Linked DNA regions of Mus musculus: all the other regions are linked to region 2. A link is a loop called in an ENCODE intact Hi-C map of the cell type or tissue named here. Cell type or tissue: heart. All regions are shown on one strand. Region 1 holds the start of Gm40591 (a long non-coding RNA gene). Region 2 overlaps Mthfd1l (methylenetetrahydrofolate dehydrogenase (NADP+ dependent) 1-like). Region 3 overlaps Mthfd1l (methylenetetrahydrofolate dehydrogenase (NADP+ dependent) 1-like). Region 4 overlaps Mthfd1l (methylenetetrahydrofolate dehydrogenase (NADP+ dependent) 1-like).

Region 1 (4,000 bases), 92 kb before region 2:
CATGTGCTATGACATCATCCATGGACTGTGTGAAACAAGCCACAGATAAAAAAGAAACGACTATTTTGGCAAGATCACATTCATAAGCGGTATCTAAAAAGTCAAATTCTGAGACATAAAGTAGGATGGTGGTTCACTGAAGGATCTGTTGGAAGGGGGGGTGGGGGTGGGGGACTGTTAAATGGATACCAAGCTTCAGTGTTCTAAGATGAGAATAGCCCTAGAAACCGGTTGCATAATGATGTGAATGTACTCAATATCACGATTTGTAAATGGTAACATATTTTACTACAAGGAAAAGCTATGTAAGATATTGGGCAAGAAAACCACTGTGAGGGTTGATGAGATGACTTTGTGGACAAAGGTGCCTGCTGCTGAGTCTCGCCTGCTCGTGGTTCCATCCCTGGAACCTACGTGGTGGGAGGCCAGAACTGACTTGCACAAACTGACCTCTGATTTTTGCATGCATGCTGTGACTTGTGTGTGGCCACACATATCACACACACACACACACACACACACACACACACACACACACACACCACACAAAAGAACCATAGGAGATACAAGAAGCATGCCTTGTAATTGAGTAGCTTTGATACTGTTCAAAAGCCTTGTTGTTGGAAGGTCAATCCCTGTGAGCATAGCTTCCCACCCAGAGCCATCCCCTCCCTTGGGCCCAATGTTTGAAAGCAGAAGGGCACATCAGATGGCTAACGCCTTTAGTCATGAGCTTCCTTCACTGTTGAATCTCCAAGAAGACCACATAAGATGGGTCATATAAACAGTGCTTTAAGCGCTGGCCTTCTACAAGATACGAGAGCTGCCACTCCACTGGTAGATGCGACTTACCTGAACATCATACAGGAACTGGAAGCGGCTTCTTTTATTCGCAGCTTCTCTCACAGCCCGGGCCAAGTCCACAGATCCTTTCCCTCCAGCCGACCAGTGATAGCAGGGGACCGCATCAAAGGCACCGGCCCGTTTAGCGAGCTCACACACCAAGTCAATCTCTGCACGGGTGTCCGTCCTGGTGATGAGAACGTTTGTGGATTCTGCATCTGTATTCACTTAGTGATGTTTTGAGAGAAAGACTAACGGTTTATATAGAACTTCACTCCCTAACACTGAATATATTGAGAACATCAAAAGTGGTCACGTGTTTAAATAAATCAGACACGATGAAAAAGCATGTAGAAAGAATCCCCTTTAACATGACTCAAGTGTTGTTTTCTTTGATTTGTTTTTGAGACAGGGTTTCTCTGTGTAAACCTTGGCTCTTCTGGATTTGCTCTGTAGTACCAGGCTGGCCTCAAATTTACAGAGAGCTGTCTGCCTCTGCCTCTGGAGCGTTTGGGATTAAAGGTATGTGCACCACCACACCCAACCTTATTATGGGTTTTTAATCAAGAAGTTACATAACACCTCCTTTTGATCATTCATTCAGTCTATCAGACAGAATCACTGGGTAGAACAGGAAAAACCAAAATACCCCCTCCCCCAAAACCAGACAGGTGCTCATTGACTCTGTGTGTTTAATTTCCACAGTAACACTAGAGAACACATTGGGGAAAATGAAACCAAATCAAACAAACTGAATTCTGTGTCTTTCACAGAAAGCTGGACTCACTTGAAGACATTCAGTGCCACCACCACCGGCACCCCGAAGAGCTGAGCGATCTGAATTTGCTTCTGTAGGTTGCAGCAGCCATCAGCTACCAGCTGAATGTTCTGGAAGGAAACCACCAGCAGCTGTGTCATTATGTCTTACCTAACCCCCCCCCACCCCAAGCTAGACCCAGCCTCACCACACTGACAACTTTTGTTTCTATCTTTTCTTTGCCGGAGACAGGTTTAAAAGGAGACCCAAGTCACCTTGTGTTTCCAAGAAAGATGATTACAGATAGAGGTGATTCATGGTCAAGGTAGGTTCTAAAACTATTCTGGGTCCAAGCACATGTATCTGAGACTGGGGCCAGGCAACTACTGCTATGTAAGACTAACAGAATGTAGGCAAGCCCACTCTCTGCAGCTAGGGAGCAAAAGACCCCGGGATGCTGAAGGGGTCCTGCCTCTTCTGGTTTAAACCCATGGCACCACCTGTAGGAGCTAAGTGGTACTGTCACCATCTAACCAGTTTGTCTGCAGGACAGATACTGATTGCATTCCTATAAGTCATAAAAACACGTGTGCATCTCCCAAGAGACAACTTTTGCTACAACAAAAGGAGACATAGGTAAAAGCTTCCCTCATCTCTGGGCTCGGATAGCTGTCTTGTGAGTAGAGGACAGCAAATAAGTCTATATTTACCTTTTCTTCAGCTTCAAGAGTTAAATGAAAGGGTTTCATCCTTTTATCCCATCCATTTTCATGGGACTTTTTAAAAATGAAATTCTAGTGTGTGTGCATGCACGCACGCATGTGGGGCGAACCTTGGCTATTCTTCAGGTACCTTTCTTTTGGAGGCAGAGTCTCTCCCTGGCCTACAGCTCATGAAGAAGGCTGGCTGGCCATCGAGCCCCGGAGACCTACTTGTCTCTGCCTCCCTAGCGTTGAGAAAGCAAGTGTTTGTCACTATGTTTTGTTTTTTACTCGGGTGCTAGGGATGGAACTCAGGTTCTCACGCTTGCGAGGTGGTTACCCACTGAGCCATCTCCTCCGTCCAGAGAAGTACATTTCTAAGTTGTACACTCACGGACAGTCAACTGGAAGCTACTCACTGGCTGCACTGGACCATTAGTTCTTCTTACCTCCTCTGTATATTCTTTCTTGAGAGGAACCCCAGCAGTTACCTGAAATAAAGAGACAGAAATTAAGATCCATCCTACGAATTAGGAAAAAAAAAAGTTCTTCCCTATAGCAATAGGTCTGCTTTAAAAGGAGAAGTCTACTCAACTTTGAATAAATCAAGTACTGTAATTTTTACACAAACCTTCCCTAGTTAAGAAAAAAAAGTTCAAAATTTTAATTTTTGTATATCTAACATCTTACTCATATAAATGCGGGAGGGGAGACCCGACTCAAAACATTAGAAAACTGACTAGTAAAATCCAGTTATTTGTAAAGCAGATATAGCTGCCTAAACCAGGCTTGTTCTGGCAAGGCACAAATTTAAGCAAGCCTTACAATCTCAAAGAGAACACTCAAATTGTCATCTTAAAAGATGGAAGAAAAGCCTGCATCAGTTTCTATGCTAATTTGGCCAATTAAAAATAGAAGGTAATCCCTTAGGCCTCATTACAAATGTATCCCAAGCCTTGCACGCACTCAGCAATGAGCTGTTTAAACAACCCCCTTGAAGATGAGGACTAAGAAGACGCCTACATCCAACACGGCATTGCAATTACCAGGGAAGCCCTTGCCAGGGACAAGGGAAGAAACCATACAGACTGGAAGGGAAAAAAAGGAACTCATTTTGAGCAATGAATGGCAGCCCAGAATCCCCCAAAGATGTGGTAGGCTAAATCAATACAATTAAGTGAATTCAGACAGGATAGTGACAAAATAACATATAAAAACAGAAATAATCTGTTATTTAAAGATAGAAAGCATATACGGGAACAGATCTGTACGAAGATATAGAAGATCTTTATGTAATAAGCAATAACTTCCATTGGAATATATTCAAACAGAACTATGAAGAGGTGTCTAACGTCCTTTGAATAGAGATCCCAAAGAGACTGCAGAACCTATAAGCTAATTCTCAAATACACACAGGGTTTTGAGCCTGTAGTTCACTGAAATAGAGCTAGTCTTATGTAGGCTGGATACTGCAAACCTCAAAAAGTAAAATAAGTCCATTGGTAAAATGCAGATATCCTTGAAAAGGGTCACTTGTAGGTCAAATGTGAAGGAACAGCCTGGCTTGGGATCTCCGCAGTACGTTGGCACAAAGAGACCTAACTAGGCCAGCTCAACTGAAGGGAGATCCCAGAAAGAGGTTTGCACATATTTGGGAAAATGCAGTCATTCCACCCTGGGTCAAAAAAAAAATTTGATA
Region 2 (4,000 bases):
GGTATCTGTGTGGGCCAGAAGAGTGTGGGGTGGGGGGAACCGAACCTGGGTCCTCAGGCTTTTAACCTGCTGAGCCATCCTGCCAGCCCCAAGTGTCTGTTCTTAACTGTTACGATCTGGAGAAGTCTCTCTTGAGTCTCAGTTTCTTTATGGTGGGCATGCTAGTCCTGTCCAAAAGGGTATGAACCTCGAAATCACTGAAGACAATCTAGGCAAAGGACAGTGCATGGCTGTCACCAGCCACTCAAGTAAAGTGAGAGCAGCCACTCAACTAAAAGCAAGCAGCATACTGATTATATTTGTTTACAGTGTTGCCCTACATGTGAAAAGATCAGTTAGTAAAATTCAGTGACCCAGTCCACTTGAGGCTGGGAGTTCCCAGCTCTATCTATCCCTATCCTTACACACACACACACACACACACACACACACACACACATCCACCCACTCCACAATACATTTAGAAATTTCTGCTCACTTTAAAGCCCCTTTATTAGGCATACTGTGCGCTAAATTTAAGCTATGTAATAATGTAGTTTGGGTTCAAAATCTCAGACATAAGAGTTTGAGTCTTCAAATGTGAAAGACTCATGTTTTCTTTTTTCTATAAATACTGTTGTTGTTTTTAAGTGTCTCTGTGAAATGAAGAGAAATGAGACTCCCAGAGAAAAATGAAATTCAAACCCATCTCTGACGTCTACACCATTTCTTCCGTATGCAGCTGGGATCCAGTGGACTCAACCCAGCTGGAGGTGACTCCAATTGCAACTTCCAGCTGTTCTCTGTCCCCGACTTCAGTGTGACTCTCAAGGGAGCAGAGTCTGCAGTGCCCAACAATTTCTCTCTTCCAAGCACCGGGGTCCGCTTGCACATAAGCACCCAGGCAGAAGCATCTCTTGCTCTGGATGGCGTTGGGGACCAAGGTGAGACCCTCAGTGGGGAAGAGGGGACCAGTCAAATTCCCAACAATAGGATTACACACATGCAACACACATGTAAACACACATGCCTTGTCTGTCTGATCTGTCCCTCTGCTGCCAAGGGACCTGGGAAGATACACTTGTGTGGAGAAAAGTGAGAAAAGGCGGGGCTGGGGTGAAGGGAGCCCCTTGGCCTGACTAAAATGCATATGGCCAAGACCTGGGTCTACACTCATTAGCACACAAGCAGCGTGGACAGCCTTCAGCTGACCCCCCCCCCCTTGCTCTGATATCTGTGCAATGCTCAATGCACCTGAAAGCGTGGAGCGGATGCAGGGCATTACCTTTCAGTTTCATTCTCCAGTTCATTTACTGTTACTGTAACGAAACACCCGAGACTGGAGATTGGTTGAGTTGGTTTCTAGTTTTTCAGGTTCAAGAGCTTGGTGCTGGCTTCTGCTTAGCTCTATTGAAGGCCTCTGTGGTGATGTGAATGAGAAGGGCTCCCATAGGCTCATAAGTTTGAGTACTTGAGCCTGGTAAGGTGGTGCATGCGTGCTTGTATCCCACATGGAGGAGGTGGAGACGGACAGACTCCCCAGGAGCTCAATGATCAGCCAGAACAGATTATCTGGTGAATTCCAGGTCAGTGATGGACACTGTCTCATAGGGCAGATGGCTTGTGAGGATAACACCTAAGGTTGTACTCTTGTCTGTACACACACCCACCCATACACACACACACACACACACACACACACACACACACACACACGCACGCACACACAGGCACACACACACACACACACACACACACACACACGCATGCGTACACACGCGCGCGCGCGCACACACACGCACTCATACACATCAACACACATGCGGCCTCTGGGCTAAAATCAAGTGTTTCTGATTCTCCACGATTCTGCCGTCACGTGAAGGAATAAGGAGGAAAATGCATAGCAATTACTGAACAGAAGCTTCTGAGATATGCAGAAAACGGAACGTTCACCGTCTCCATATTCTCCAGAAAAACCACTGCTTTGGAATCCTCTCAGAGTCGGGTTGAGCTTCACTCCACAGAAGCCTCTAGGTGATTTACTTTCATAATAAAAAAGGACTTTTAAAAAATGTCTTTGTTTTTCAAAAAATACGGATACAACCAGCCAAAGTCTCCGGCCAGCTGTGAAAACATCGAAGGCATCTTCTCTGCCTGCCGCAGCTGTCCAACACTGGGCAAGGCTTATTTTCCTCTTCCACGACTGCTTCCAAACCAGAAACTCTAGGTCTTAGCGTGCAAAATAGGGGCTGTAACTCAGTCATAGCCAAGCTAAGCAAGCACAAGGTTTGAGTCTATGAGAGAGGGAGAGGCAGGGCGAGGCAAGTCAGTTGTTCTTGAATTTGCTTGAGTAGGCTGCCCCCGTGTGGCGACTACTGAAAACATACACAGGTTTCTTCCACGTGTGTCAAAGAGCGCATTCTTAAAAGCAGCAAGACCCCTGCCCTCCGTGTAGGGCTCTCTAACCTGCCCCTTACTCCCTATCCCTTAGAACAAGTAATATGTATTTTTAGTTATCATTCTGCATGTAGCAGCACTCATTATTCTGGGACAAGAGTATATTCCAAGACCCCTGACCGGTTCTGGAAGCCAGATTATACTAATTACATCTAGACCATGGGTATCAGACCATGGTATGTAGACCGCGGTATACAGGCACACGTATAACTGCACTTTTTCACACAAAGGAAGCCATTTAGAGTTTCTCTTTGGGCTTCTCTGCTAGATCCAAATTACCAGCTTGACCACTCTCATGTCTTGGGGTTCTTATCAATTAAAGCAATGGTTAGCTATCACATTGCCACACTAGATCGGACCCAACAGAGCCTCTGAGTGACAAACAGGTGGGTAGGCTCACAGTGTGAAGCTATGCCAGACAGAGATAATTCACCTCGGGTGGGATGCAAGAGTGAAAGCACGGGAGGTTCAGGGGTTCACTGTACCACTCAGGATGGTGCCGTCTATAACTCCAAGAGCTTGCTGTGGCATTTCCCACTGAATACCGGCAGGCGCCACTGATCCCGGTAACTGACAGAGAGCTAGAACTTCCAATCAAGACTCTGCTGTCCCTACTGTATTTGATGGAGTCACTCACTACATGAGGATAACACAAATCGAATGTCCAGATTAAGAAAACAGGCCAAGGGGGCCATACCTGATTTTAAAGCAATTTCTTAAGATAAAGAAACAAATGCAGGGCTGGAGAGATGGCTCAGTGGTTAAACACACTGACTGTACTTCCAGAGGTCCTGAATTCAATTCCCAGCAACCACATGGTGGCTCACAACCATCTGTAGTGGGATCCTATGCCCTCTTCTGGTGTGTTTGAAGATGCTACAGTACACTCATATACATAAAATACATAAATACTTCTTAAACAAAACAAAACAGAACAGAACCCAAATGCTTGGCGTTGGAAGGATGGTTCAGTAATTAGGATTGCTGGCTGCTTTTCTAAAGGTCCTGGGTTCAAGAGTCCCAGGACCCACATGGAGATTCACAACCCTCGGTAACTCCAGTCCAATAGGACACAGCGCCCTCTTCTGGCCTCTGAAGGCACCATGTGCATGGAGTGCACAGACATACACTCAAGCAAAAACAAACAAACAAAAAAAACAAGCCACGTTTCCTTTCTGAATATATATGTTCTAGTAATGTTAAAGTCTCAATTAAAATGTATAAATAAACAATACCTCCAAGCTTATATATGCAGCCAAAGCTAACTTTGAACCAGTCTCCCTGACTCAGCCTCCTGAGTACTGGAGTTACAGTCATGGTCACAGTGCCTGGCCAAGTTCCTTCTTCATCCCTTTCTCATTGAAGGCAGTCAACTGCTACCCCAAAGGTTTAGATGTGGGACTCAGCCTGGTAAAGAGCTTGGCTAAGATGACAATCACCATCAGGTTAAGGGTTGATGGTTGGCAACCTTTTTGCTCCAGTTTTATACTCTAAAACGGTTACTCATGAGTATCAAGAATAGCAGTTGGGAAGTTTCTCTTAGTGATCTTTTTTTTTTTTTAGT
Region 3 (4,000 bases), 83 kb before region 2:
CACTTAATTCTTGCTTTTTCTTTTAGCATTCCATACACCTATTTTTATAGAATACACATAATTCTATAGTCTCCTTTATCTTAAAAGTATAATTTTATTTCTGTACTACAACCTTTTAGAATTTGTGATTACAAAAACAGAGTATATAATTTAATTAGGGTGACAAAATCTGTAAAACAGTCCCCCTGTTACTGAACAATTGGGCCGTCACCAGCATGTAGAAAGACACACTGAATTTGTGCTACATATGAGCTTTAATCTCTTTCAAAGTATATTCTCAGAATAAATTTCCAGGGGTAAGGATACGGGCAATAGACATAAAACATCTTTTATGACCACTGATACGCATTTGACAAGTCAATTTTATGGTTTGAAATTAATGTTTTAACTTACTATAGAAAAGGATAGGTTTCATAGCTTCGCTCTCCCTGAATTTTTTTTTTTTAACGAATTTTTCTTTGCAAAGATTTATAGCAGAACAATTGGAAGAATACCCCTCCTTTTCACGGCAGATGGGACCATTCTCATGACTCCATCTATTGTGGGCAAAGTTAGAAGTGATTTCTACTCCCCTGCAAGGAGGTCCTGAGAGGCTACTGTGAGGAGGCTGTGAAGATAAAGCTTAAGATGCAAAGGCGATTCTAGGATGCTGCAGATGTGAGGACTACAGAGAGAAAGAGAGATTGGGCTAAGAAGAAGATTTCTCTTTCCCCGCTTCTTGACTGTGGATGCAATGCCACCCACTCCTGCTACCAGCCTTGCCCACCATACCGTGTGGACTACAGCCTCAAACTGGGAGCCAGAAGAACTATTTGTTTTGATGTTGCTTTTCTCAGTAGTTTATCACAGCAGCAGGAAAAGTAAGTAACACAAATACCAAGTCCTCAGATACCTACTCAGAGAAACAGGATTTCTTTTATAACCACTCCTCTGCTTAGTATCAGCTGCTGTCTTAACTCTCAGCATGGTCCCCTCACTCTCCTCCATTCATAAGTTTGCTGTCATCTTAAGGAGAAAAAGTTCTGATCATCTTTACCATGAAGCCTTAAAGCTTTGCTCATGTAAACCATCCCTGCTCTGTCTCCCCCCACACTTCAGGGGCAGGGAAGGTACTCAGTTTGGTACAATGTTTGCATAAACATAGGAATGTGAGTTCGATTCCCAGAGCCCATGTTCTAAAAAGCCAGGCATGGTAGCTTATGTTTATAATCCCAGACTGGGAAGGCAGAGGCAGGTCGATCTCTGGGGCTGGATAGGCAGCCAGTGTAGCCTTCATTGTTCAGTTTCAGACCTATATGACAGTGTCTTCAAAAAGGGGAAGGGTGAGGTGGGTGACACTTTGAGGACTGACACCTGTGGTTGTCCTCTGACCTCTGCACACATTCACATCCCAAATGTATACAAAGATGCACATATGCAGGAACACACACACACACACACACACACACACACACACACACACCCCTCATTCTGTAGTAGCATCTAGCTACCAAGTTTCCTAAAACAACCCTACTATATTACTATCATCTCTGCTGTTCTTTCCCACCCAGAAAATTCCTTTCTTTCCTTCCCTGCTTCTTAGACACAGCATCTAAACCCCAGTCCAAGGGCTTACATCCTAGGAGGTTGCCTGAATCTCAGGCAGGGGAATTTCCCTTCTTGTCCTCGTGGGCATCTTCCACCTCTGCTGTTGTTTTTCCCCGCCCCCATTCCCAAGTTTTGCATCCACATGAGCCCAGTCTGCTAGCTCTTCCTTAGAGGAGAGGACAGCCTTACTTGTCTGTCTCTAACACCTAACACAGTCCCTGACATAAAAGTGCATAAACGAATAGCGTGCGATTCAACAGCCGATGCAAAGGTCACAACTCAACAGGACAGACATTAAAAATAGGAAGAAAACCATGTCTGTCTTACCTACCCTCTTTCTTCCTTACAAAACTGTTTTGACAATTTTAATCCTAGATGCAATGGTGTAAACGCCACTCGCATCTGACAATGAATGAGATCATCGCCTCGAGTGTCTAAATAGAGAAATTAAGATCAATTCCGTTCTTTAAGACACAAACTGGAAATAAACAAGAGTGGAGAAAAGAGAGCTTCAGCTAGGGGAAGGAAGTGGGCGGCGGCTGGGAAGGCTAGCTGCCAAAACGCTGTGCAGGAAACGGAAGAGCCAGATTCCCAGGCTTTGAAAGCCGCTCTGTTTTCTGAGCACGTGACCATTCTAAGGTCATTTGTCTCCAGGCTGCAGGCTGCCAAGGGAGAAGGTGAGCTGATGGGTGATCAGCCTTTACTAAAGTAAAGCAAGAAGCGCTTTGCTAAGGCACCAACAGTGACTAACTTGGAGATTGACGACTGCAGGGTTAGCCCCACCCCATGGGCCTTGATAAGAAGCCCACCCTTGTGAGAAAGGACAAGTTGCTCTTCCTGTAGGTTTCACTTCCTCACGACTTCCTGAGAATGACCAACAAGTTAAAACCTCCACGGTGACCTAAAAGAAGCAATTTATTCCCTTATCTTACTTGCTATCCCTAGTAGAAGGTTCAAGAGCCAAGCCAAAGATCAATCTCATATTGAATTTAATAGACATAGCCTTAAATCATGAATCGAGTTTGCTTAGCATGACTTGGCTTTCCTGAAAAGCGTGGAATGCAGGTTTCGGAAGGCTGCCTATTTAAAAGAGGCTTGTGATAAAAATTATTTGTGTAAGCCTCAGCCATGATTTGTCTTGGCAATCTCTTTGTTACAGCTCTTTCACTTACAGCATGAATGGAAACAGGAAATGCTGACGGATGGGCTCACTGAGTAAGCACAGGCATGATCCTGCAGGATGGCTTGATTCAAATGTCAGAAACCTACAAGCAGCTCAGAAAAGGGGCCGGGGGCATTGGGTCCCGGCTAGGAGGGACTTGGAACTCTGGGTGCAGAAGGAGGTTGAAGTGCAGGCAGCTGTCTTGGCCATGACAATCCCCAAGAGCACTTAAGAGTCCTGGTGTAAAGATCATAGAGAAGGAATGACCAGGACGGCCACAAAAATGCGACAGAGGCATGCCATGTGCTCTCTACACCACCCCTGAAGGAGGGAGTTTGTATTTGCCAAGTTTCCCTATGTTATCTCTGGCTCATTATATACAATGAAGAAACAGGGTGACAACTCTCAGATTTCAAAGTACACACCATCTTTATTAATATTACCTTTTTCTAGAGAAGTCCTGTCAGATACAGGTTCATAAAAAGCCTGGAACTGTGAGGAATTTTAGGATGACATTCTTAGTCTTTTTCTGGCTCCTAAGCCTCAGGCACCTTCTGGAGATCGGACGAGGAACCCAGTTGTAGATCCGGGCTCCTCTGTTGCCTGGACAGGAGTGGCTCTGACTTTCCTGCATGTTTTGTGACCCATGACACAACGCTTCTCAATAATTGTGTACGTCTCGGAATTTTGGAAAAACTTTCACTTTTTTTCCTCACTTGACAAGTCCTGAGCCTCTACACCTCTGTGGCGTGCCTGTGCAATCGCCTGTAGGAGACGTCCTCATTTAGTGATGAAAGCAAGCCCATAATTGCACTTATCTGCTCTAAAGTGCCCCATGAGCAAGCAGCATGGCTCTGCCTGCCTTCTGTTTTCAAAGTCCACATTCTGCTCCTCCCTATTATCTATCTACCTCCCCCTTTTCCCTTCCCACCAAACCCCTTCCCAGCAAGCCTCCCTCCCTCCTGTCTTGTTACCATTTTTATTATTTGTCTTGGGGCCCACTTCATTTCATTATGATTGCTTGCACAAGCAATGGTGACTTAGCAGTGCTATACCACCTAGGAATAAGACTACCTCCTCTGAAGCAACCATTAACCGCTTATGGTCCTTTTGGGTGGGGCTGTCACCAGCCACTATTCCATCCGTGAGGGAATATTGATGTGGCCTTTTCTTCTCGAAATGATTTCTATACTTCAATTCTCCCCCTTCCCCCTAGACAGGGTCATACTATGTAACCCTGGCAGGCCTAAA
Region 4 (4,000 bases), 150 kb before region 2:
ACCTGTCTCTCCCCCTCACCCCCAAAGTCTTAGAGAGCTTGAATCTGATGTGTCTGGGGTCCTTAGAAGAGGACAAAGTGCTAGGTGTGGTGGTGGGTACTTGTAAGCCTAGCACTTGGGAGGGTGAGGCAGGAGGATCAGGAGTTCAAGACCAGCCTGAGCGATTTAGTGAGATCTCATCTCAAAAACCCAAATCTCTCTGAAAACAACCAGCAGCTGCACCACATACACATACAAACTAAAAAGAACAAGAGAAAGCCTCAGGAAGCCAGGGGCACAGGAGAAAGTCAGTGACCAAAGAGGCAGAGATGGTAGGGACACACCTATATAGTGGTGACTATGCGGTGACATCCTCAGAGGGCATAGGATGCTTGCTCAACTGATACCTTGACCCTGAACTTCCAGCCTCCAGGACAACAAGACACAGCTCTGTTCTAACCCACCCAGTTCATGGTACTTTGTTATGGCAGCCCTGGGAAATGAACCCAAGATTTCCCTAACACAACTGTAACTCTGTACCCAGATGTGGGGTAATAAAGTAGGAAGTCAGTCTTTGTTTTTTTTTTTTTGTTTTTTTTTTTTTTTGAGACAGGGTTTCTCTGTGTAGCCCTGGCTATCCTGGAACTCACTCTGTAGACCAGGCTGGCCTCGAACTCAGAAATCCACCTGCCTCTGCCTCCCAAGTGCAGGGACTAAAGGTGTGCGCCACCACTGCCCGGTGGAAGTCAGTCTTAAATGAAGGCAGATACCAGCTTTTGCTACAATTAGAGGCGCTCTGCTCAAGTTCACATTCATGATCCAACTTCTATAGGATTCACTCCAGATACACAGAGGGCATGCCTGCGCTTGGGAGGGGCCCCAAGTCACAGGCAGCTATTAGGTATGACTGTGTAGTGACCTAGGAACAATTTACTTGTTTGATTGCATTTATAACAAACCCAAGAAAAAAATGACATAAGACATCATTTAAGTTGACAACAAGACCCAAATCATGGTAGCTCACCTTGCCCAGTCCTGTGGGTTTCATTCCATTAGAACAAGCCTTTAACTTGCTCCGTTTCTGTGTCAAGGTCTATATCATAAAAGCAGGGTCGGGTGGGCAGTCCTGGCATTGTGCTCATCTGAAAGAGAAAACAAAACATTGCACGTGAGCAAAGTTCACGAGGTGATTAATCACGGCATGGTCCACTAGCCATAAACCAACCACGCAATTCATGACAGCCACATATAACATTCCGTTATGGACACAGGCGGTCCTGTCAGTTTGCCCCCTGCCTTCACACTCTGCAAAGAAATCACATACAGACAGAAAGCATGTCACCCCACCCCTCACCCCCAAATGTAGCTTCTTCATATTCCCTGTGGTCCCACGGGCACACAGCAGCCACCAGTGATTTTCAAAGCTTCTCTTCCTATTCCAATTTGCATTACAGAGCCCAAAACCAGCCCCTGTGGCTGGGGCCAGAGTTGCCTCCTCACCAAGACCATGCACATATTTTTGTCAAAGCAAAAGCCTGCAAACTGTACTAGAGGCTGGGCACAGTGCAAACTTGCCCTTTAGCTAGCAGGCAGCTGGCTTTACCTTCCATCAGGAACTCCTGTGTTGAGTGATGCTTTGCACCACTGGGCATTTTCTCCTCTCTCTCTCTCTCTCCTTCTCTCTATCTCTCTCCCTCAAAAGATTTATTTATAATTATATGTAAGTACACAGTAGCTGTCTTCAGATACCCCAGAAGAGGGCGTCAGATTTCATTACGGGTGGTTGTGAGCCACCATGTGGTTGCTGGGATTTGAATTCAGGACATTCGGAAGAGCAGTCAGTGCTCTTAACCACTGAGCCCCCATTTTCCTTCCTTAACAACCTTGAAGAGGCATTTATATGATTTCCATGGCACATGGGGGAGGTGGTGAGATCTAGGGATGGTAAGTTATACTGTCAAGGTGGCTAAGGTACTAAGTACCACACAGCCTTTGGACTTTGCTCGACATGTTCATGGTGCTCTGTGTATTTTACATGGATGACAGCCAGCTTCAGTCCTTCCAGGGCCCTCTGACGTAGACACTTTCTTACATCTGACTTTATAGATTTTTAAATTTTGTTGTTTTTGTTGTATGTGGGTTGCCAGGAACTGTCCCCCCCCCCCCAAATAGTTTCATGTGGCCCAGGACGACCTTGAACTCCTGATCATTCTGTGACTATCTCCCAAGTCCTCAGATCACAGGTCTATGTCCAGCAAGGTGAGAGGACATTAAGTTATCAAGGGAAGTACTCTTGGCCATGGCTAGCGGAGGGCAGAATCCGGTTCTTTACTGTTTTGCTAAACCAAGACCTTCAGTGCTGCCATTTTGTCCCCTGTGGCAGAAGACCCAAGTGTATCAAGAAAGCACGCAGGTTACCATATTAACACACTGCTCGCAGGATCTGTGCTGTGTGTCTCAGGATTCGGGGTCTCCTGCGCTTGCTTTAACAGGCACCCATCTTCCGGTCCCATCTGTCTGTCCGTCAGGCAGAGGTGATAGCTGGTTTCTGGCTCTTCAGAGGCCAGATTGACTTCTGTGTCATGCAGAAACCTTGCTGGTCCCCAGACACTCTTCCTAAGATGGCCTGCAGAGTGGCTCTGCTTCTTCCCGTCCCACCATTCTCTGCAGAGAACTACTAAGGTGGAATGTGGTTCCTACCCCGTGCTGCCCTCTCTCACTCCTGTCTCTGCTTACGGACTCTCCTCACTTAGCCAGGGCTGTGGAGCAGCAGCAGCAGCAGTAGCCCAGGAGCCTGGTGGGAACTCAGAGCCATAGGTCTGCTGGATGGGAGCCTGGGACCACAGCAAGCCCCCAGCGACACAGATACACAGCATGGCTTAGAAACCATGTTTCACATGGTGCCTACAGTCCTTCCTTGTGACTCCTTCATCTCAGAAGAGCCTAATACCTTAGTGCCAATCTCCTTTATATGCTGGCCAGGTGGGGCACCCATGGGCCCCCCTGCAGTTCTCACTGACCACTCTGCCCTATTGGCCCTGGAGTGTGGAGGCTGAAGCAGGGCAAAGAGAAGGCCCAGCACGTGGTGCTATGTAGATAGGACTGCAGTGTAGGAGTATCACGGCTACAAAGGCCTCTGAGCACAGACGGGAATAAGGCGCCCTTTGTCACACACGAGTGGGCAATGACACCCTGGATCTCAAACAATGAACTAAATGTAAACTGTGGCACCTGACTTAGTGGCTGGGGCTCTGCTGTATTTTAAAGGTTGCTTTCTTAAAAGGCAGGCTCCTAGCACGGAATCAAAGTTTCTCTGGTTACTACTGCGTTACTCTATTGAAAGGAGAGTGGACATGTGTCTTGTAATTCGGTCACAGTATTGGGACATAAAACTAGCCAAGATATTAAGCGTCAGGAAGTGAGAGATGTCTTTCTTCCACTTTCAGCTTATTTAAGTAGGAGAGACATGTGTGGAATGGCAAAATTACCACATTCCTTCCCAACGATGCAGCAATCGCTTCTGAGACTACTTATTTGGGATAAGGGACAACAGACCAGAACCCACAGGTGGCTCTGTAGAGCAAGAGCTCCCCTGCTGAGGAAGAGTGATGTGGAGTTATGGTAAGCAAAACTGTGACACTCATACCAACTTCTCCACCAGTAACAAACGGCCATCAGGGCGCAGCTCCTAGACTAGATTCCTTACAGCCCTACAGAAGAAAGAGCGCCTGGGAATTGACCTCTGGCTACAGGCCCGGGGTCAGTGGGGCTCTGTGCTAATTGTGTGCTGTCCCGCTTAAAATAAACGAGGAGCCATTAAATCTCTGGGCGTGTCATGCCACATTAATAGATTCTTGTGCAAAGGTTGAAGGAAAAAAAAAAAGCTTTTTGTCTTCAAGACCCTGATTTTTTTTTTTTTTTTTTTTTTTTGAGACGGGGTTTCTCTGTGTAGCCCTGGCTGTCCTGAAACTCACTTTGTAGACAAGGCTGGCCTCGAACTCAGAAATCTGCCTGCTTCTGC

The links. Peaks named below come from ENCODE experiments on the same cell type or tissue, not always from the same donor. Only the 100,000 strongest peaks of a DNase experiment are listed, where the experiment ranks them.
Region 1: a loop joins it to region 2, with 2.5 times the contacts of the local background. A loop is called at or near these places in 5 of 42 quality-filtered maps.
Region 3: a loop joins it to region 2, with 2.3 times the contacts of the local background. A loop is called at or near these places in 5 of 42 quality-filtered maps.
Region 4: a loop joins it to region 2, with 2.4 times the contacts of the local background. A loop is called at or near these places in 4 of 42 quality-filtered maps.

What each region holds. Positions count from the first base shown.
Region 1 is chr10:4,087,026-4,091,025 of GRCm38, reverse strand. It overlaps Mthfd1l (methylenetetrahydrofolate dehydrogenase (NADP+ dependent) 1-like), which reads right to left. Exons shown (of 28, transcript NM_172308.4): 22 at 2,751-2,792; 23 at 1,631-1,731; 24 at 853-1,030. It overlaps Gm40591 (a long non-coding RNA gene), which reads left to right and starts at 1,727. Exons shown (of 5, transcript XR_003948987.1): 1 at 1,727-1,925. In heart, a CTCF peak has its summit at 2,092; no DNase peak of the experiment used is centred here.
Region 2 is chr10:3,994,980-3,998,979 of GRCm38, reverse strand. The region is part of intron 7 of Mthfd1l (methylenetetrahydrofolate dehydrogenase (NADP+ dependent) 1-like); the gene reads right to left. It also overlaps the pseudogene Gm16074. Among named protein-coding and RNA genes, the nearest start is that of Mthfd1l, 24 kb to the right of the region's middle. In heart, CTCF peaks have their summits at 2,342 (motif pointing left) and 3,517 (motif pointing left); a DNase peak (open chromatin) is centred at 2,249.
Region 3 is chr10:4,078,222-4,082,221 of GRCm38, reverse strand. The region is part of intron 20 of Mthfd1l (methylenetetrahydrofolate dehydrogenase (NADP+ dependent) 1-like); the gene reads right to left. It overlaps Gm40591 (a long non-coding RNA gene), which reads left to right. Exons shown (of 5, transcript XR_003948987.1): 4 at 467-860. Among named protein-coding and RNA genes, the nearest start is that of Gm40591, 9.1 kb to the left of the region's middle. In heart, no CTCF peak of the experiment used is centred here; DNase peaks (open chromatin) are centred at 2,161 and 2,861; H3K27ac peaks cover 2,976 bases.
Region 4 is chr10:4,145,130-4,149,129 of GRCm38, reverse strand. It overlaps Mthfd1l (methylenetetrahydrofolate dehydrogenase (NADP+ dependent) 1-like), which reads right to left. Exons shown (of 28, transcript NM_172308.4): 27 at 1,004-1,121. The coding sequence ends at 1,032. Among named protein-coding and RNA genes, the nearest start is that of Gm25369, 23 kb to the left of the region's middle. In heart, no CTCF peak of the experiment used is centred here; no DNase peak of the experiment used is centred here; H3K27ac peaks cover 935 bases.